Regions from separate parts of the Homo sapiens genome. Here region 1 is linked to region 2. Evidence: chromatin loops called from intact Hi-C (ENCODE). Cell type or tissue: CD4-positive, alpha-beta T cell. All regions are shown on one strand.

Region 1 (2,500 bases), 510 kb after region 2:
TGGGAAGAAAGCAAAGTGAGGCTGGGTGTAATGGCTCACACCTGTAATCCCAACACTTTGGGAGGCTGAGGTGGGAGGATTGCTTGAGGCCAGGAGTTCGAGACCAGCCTGGGCAACATAGGGAGACCCTGGCTCTACAAAAAAATAAAATTAGTTGGGCGTAATGGTGCATGCTTGTAGTTCCAGCTATTTGGGAGGCTGAGGCAGGAGAATCACTTGAGCCTGGGAGATTGAGGCTGCAGTGAACTGAGATCTCACTACTGCACTCCCATCTGGGTGACAGAGCAAGAGCCAGTTTCTAAGAAATAAAAAAGGAAAGAAATCAAAGCGAAACAAATGGAATATGAATTTGATTTAATTGATGGTCGGTTGGCCCATTCAGTTATTCATAGTATGGCCAAGCCATTGTAAGTCAGGGTTAAGAAGAAAATTGACATTATTTGATCCCTAACCTCTAAGAGTTTGTGGAGACAATACGAACACACATGAAAAGTGAATGACAGTGCAAGACCGTTTAGTTACTTTAGCAAGGCAAAACATATTTAAGTGTTCAATGAATGATGCAGACTCTAAATATATGGTAAAGAGCCTAGGTGCAGGAGAATTCACCCTTTCTTTACCAGAGTAGTCAAGGAAAGCTTTTCTGTGCTTACCTGACACGGTGATTCATCTTGGAGGAGTAAATAAAGATGCTTTTTTTTTTTGGAGACGGAGTCTCGCTCTGTCGCCCAGGCTGGAGTGCAGTGGCGCGATCTCAGCTCACTGCAAGCTCCGCCTCCCGGCTTCACGCCATTATCCTGCCTCAGCCTCCGAGTAGCTGGGACTACAGGCGCCCGCCACCGCGCCCGGCTAATTTTTTGTATTTTTAGTAGAGACGGGGTTTCACTGTGGTCTCGATCTCCTGACCTCGTGATCCGCCTGCCTCAGCCTCCCAAAGTGCTGGGATTACAGGCATGAGCCACCACACCTGGCCATAAAGGTGCTTTTTAAGCTGTGAAGGAAGTCAGATGGAATGGAAGGGAACCTCTGAGTCAGTACTTCTGTGGAAGATGACATTTAGATCTGCTGCCATCTGTCGGTGAGTGTGGAAAGGAGCTTGGAGCTTAGTCTTCAGGTACTGGAAAGGAAAGGTGCCAAGAGGAACCAGGTGTTGACACCTCCCTCTCTGGAGGACAAGTGAGCTTTAGTCTAGTTCATTGTCGTTAAAAATATGACCCTCAGACCAGCAGCATTGACATCACCTAAGAGAGTGTGAAAATCCAAAATCTCCAGTCCTATCCCAGAGGTACTAAATCAGTGTCTGCATTTTCATCAAATCCCCAGGTGATTCTCATGTTCATTAAAGTTTGAGAAACATGGGTCTAACCCTTGTCATGTAGGGCTCTTCTGGGATACCTCCTGGGTCCGCCCGTACCCCTCACCTGCCAGAGATTCTGATTGGTGGGACTAGGATGGGACTTGGAAGTTAATATTTTTAATAGGTACCCCCAGATGATGCCATCAGACAAGTGTTCAAAGCTCTGCTTTAGGCTGTTCTGTTGCTGTGCCCCATGTCCCTGGGGCAGGCCGGCTTTTTCTCCATGCACACACCTGGACCTAGGCATTCTTTTCCCTATCAAACTCATTTTTTTGAAGACCACCAACCCAATGGCATTTTCTTGGTCTTCCTCATCTCATCCCCCTTCACTTTTGCAGCAGTTGCAGTTCTGAAGCTTTTTGAAGCTCTCTCTTGATCTTGGTTTCCATTAGGCTATGGTCGTCTTTCTCAGTCCTTCTCTTATTGCTAACAACTCCTTTCTTGTCTCTTTTGCTGATGATTCTTCTGCCCTAAGCCCTTTGTGCCTCCCTCACCCTTTCTGGGCAATCTTGTGCCCTCCCTGGAAGTAAACAACTTCCAAATCATCTGCAGCGCTACCTCTCTCCAACTCCAGCTGTGCGCAGAGTTCAACATGTGTTGATCTACTTAGGCTGTAGATTTCAGCTGAGGGATGTTGGGTAAATTAATTTACTTTTGAGTCTCAGTATACCTTTAAAGTGGGATTAATTACATGTGATTCAAGGGATTATTTTGGACACCAAATGGGATAATGTATGTAAACTATGTGGCACATCGTAAGCGCATAATAAATGTTAGTTTCTTAAAAAAAAGCATGATACATCCATCAATCTGAACCCAATTCTTCATACCTATCCTGCATTTTTAAAGTGTGACTTTACTCATACCCTGCCCTCTGCTTAGAATATCCATTTTTCTGTCTTTCAAGGCCAAACTCTGTTGCTGCCTCAACCGTGAAGTCTATTATCAACCCAATTCCAAATCAGCTTTCACACAAATACCTGTACTTCTTTAACTGTGCCACTTATAGTACCTAAATCACTGTCTACCTTGTATTATAATTATTTAAGCACACGGTATCTTTCCTAAAAACTGAAAGTTCCTTTTAGGCCAGGCTCATGGCCTTACAATAGTTGTATTCCCCAGGGGGCCTCACACAGTGCC
Region 2 (2,500 bases):
TTTGGGAGGCTGAGACGGGAGGATCACATGAGGCCAGGAATTCAAGACCAGCCTGAGTAACATGATGAGACCCCCATCTCTACAAAAAAACAAAAAACACTTTGGTTTTTGTTTGTTTGTTTGTTTTTGTTTTTGTTTTTAATTAGCAGGGCATGATGGTGTGTTTCTGTAGTCCCAGCTACTCGGGAGGCTGAGGCGGGAGGATCAGTTGAGCCCAGGAGTTCAAGACCAGCCTGGACAACACAGCAGACCCCGTCTTTATAAAATAAATTCAGTAAAATGGAAGGGAGAGAGTCCATCTCTATTCCAGGTGCTTGGTCCTGGGGGAAGGTAGGGGAAGGGACAGAGAAGGAAGCAGGAGAGGCAGCACCAACACCTCTTCCCACCTGTGGGAGATTCTGCTCTCTCATTGACTGGAGCTGGGCTTGCCAGAAAGTCAGATGTGGCCAGTCATCTCTCTCTTGCCCCACCTGAGGTGAGCTCTAACTGTACCTTCTCCATCTCAGAAATAAACGTGGCCTTTGAGTGGGGACACTCAACAGTCAACTTCCCTGCTTCCCATGAGGCAGAGTTGCAGAAACCTAGATTCAATCCCTGCTGCACCAGTCCCTTACTAACTATGTGACACTGGACAAGATGTAGCCTCTCCAGCAGTGGCCAACTTTGTTTCGCTCTTATTACATACCAGGCCCTTGGGCAAGCACTTGCCCCCATCCGTGCAACAACCCCACGAAGTAGCCCATCTCACAGGCAAGAAAACTGAGGTTCCAAGAGGTTATGTAAGTTGCCACCATCACACAGCTGGCAAGTGGGAGAGCTAGAAGGTGGATGGTGGCAGAGTCTGGGCATTGGCACGTCACCCTCCCAGAGCACCGGGATGGGGAAAGGAGGTCTCTGGAAAGTATCTATCCAGCACAGGTGGAAACTCAACGCTGATTCTGGGTTTTTTGTCGCATCCCCTTTCGGAGGGAACCAAACTGTGATTCCTTGATCTCACCACAGGGTGTCTCCACGCCACTACTCAACCAGCCACCCGATGCCTGGGCTACCTTTGGCGCAGCCCTTCCTCCTGTGGGACTGGCTGCAGCCCTCCTGCTCCTGTGTGGCCTGTTTGCGCCTGTCTTGTCTTCAGCGGGGACAGGCTCTGATTCCTCTGGGAAGCATGAGGGCTGTCACTGACCTGCACCCCCTGCCTTGTGGGGTTCAGCGGAGTGGCGTGGAACAGAAGTGCTGCTTTCCACGTGGCCTCTTCTCTGCCTCCCCCAAGTTCCCCCACACTGTCCTGTGTCAAGAGTCACAGCCAGAGCCTCAGTCTCCAGAAGTCACGGCAACAGAGCTGTGGGGAGATCCCACGCCCTCCCATGGGGGACCTTGACCTGCCTGGAGAGAGGGGCTCGTGCCACCTGCGTGGGGCCCCTCCCCAGTCTGGCTTGGTAACTGCGGACCTCTGTATTACTTCCTCTTCTCCGCAGCCCATGCTGCCGTGAATGTCCCCGTGTGACAGTTGTTAGAAGGGGAGTAATTACCTCCTTTTGGAAGTTTCAATGAGACCATGTAGGTAAAAAACATCTTGCAAGCTCTTCATTGAAATGTTGCTTGCCAAAAATAGGGAAACGGGGGCTAGGTCAAATGACTGTCCCAAAGCCACTCAGTAAGTCAGCGGTGGCCATAGGATCCTGATCCCAATCTAGCGATTCTCCCAAGAAATCACACTTGACTTTGGGGTGGCCTCCTCTGTGTGAACCTAGTCCAGGGCGTTGAAAGGGCACAGAACAGAGATCCTCGGGAGGAGGAGGAATCTGGGGATGAAGGAGTTAAGGGGGCCTGGAGCCGGGATGGCTGAAGGCTATAAAGAGACCAGTATGAGAGGAAGAGGCCAGCGAGGGGCCTGGCTTTGATTAGGCCCCCAAGGCCATCTGGAGAACCAGACGCTGGAGATGGGTTGGTTTTATGGGGGCAGATGGCATAAATTATAGGGGCGTTAATGGGGTAGAGGGGTTCCCCCCACAGTGCTTCTGAAAGGGGTTGCATGGGGGGTCCTCGTCCCTAGCAGCCTGGGCCAATCCCATCTGCTCCAGCCTCTGCTGTGTCTCCCTGCCTGCAGTACAATACCCTCCACAGAAACTGCCCCCAGAGGCATCTGAGAGCATGCTCCAGCACTCAAAGGAAACAGAGACCCTCTGCTGCCTAGACAGGAGCCACATCAGGACGGTGGTACTGCCTGGAGCCATCATATGATGGGCAACCCAACATCTGGCTCAACGAATCCTCAACAGCCAGCCAATTGAGAATGGTCATGTCCCATTTGTCTCCAAGCCAACTGCAGGACTTGAACAGTCATCAGATCACACCCTCAATGGTGAGGGGCTTGGTGACCATCCTATCCAAACACTTCAACAGAAGCCTAGGGCTACACAGCTAACTGACCTCAGGGCTGGACTTGAAACTTAGACTCCTCACACTTGAGCCAGTACATTTTCATGACCACTCGCCATCATCA

What was found. A loop is a pair of places that touch in the nucleus more often than their neighbours do. Peaks named below come from ENCODE experiments on the same cell type or tissue, not always from the same donor. Only the 100,000 strongest peaks of a DNase experiment are listed, where the experiment ranks them.
Region 1: it touches region 2 in a loop (3-fold over the local background); 3 of 110 quality-filtered maps call a loop at or near these places.

What each region holds. Positions count from the first base shown.
Region 1 is chr11:120,684,024-120,686,523 of GRCh38, forward strand. The region is part of intron 3 of GRIK4 (glutamate ionotropic receptor kainate type subunit 4); the gene reads left to right. Among named protein-coding and RNA genes, the nearest start is that of GRIK4, 170 kb to the left of the region's middle. In CD4-positive, alpha-beta T cell, a CTCF peak has its summit at 1,110 (motif pointing left); a DNase peak (open chromatin) is centred at 1,068; H3K27me3 peaks cover 150 bases.
Region 2 is chr11:120,171,397-120,173,896 of GRCh38, forward strand. LOC107984399 (a long non-coding RNA gene) reads left to right here. Exons shown (of 2, transcript NR_159965.1): 2 at 1-285. Among named protein-coding and RNA genes, the nearest start is that of TRIM29, 35 kb to the left of the region's middle. In CD4-positive, alpha-beta T cell, a CTCF peak has its summit at 1,028; a DNase peak (open chromatin) is centred at 1,025; H3K27me3 peaks cover 1,069 bases.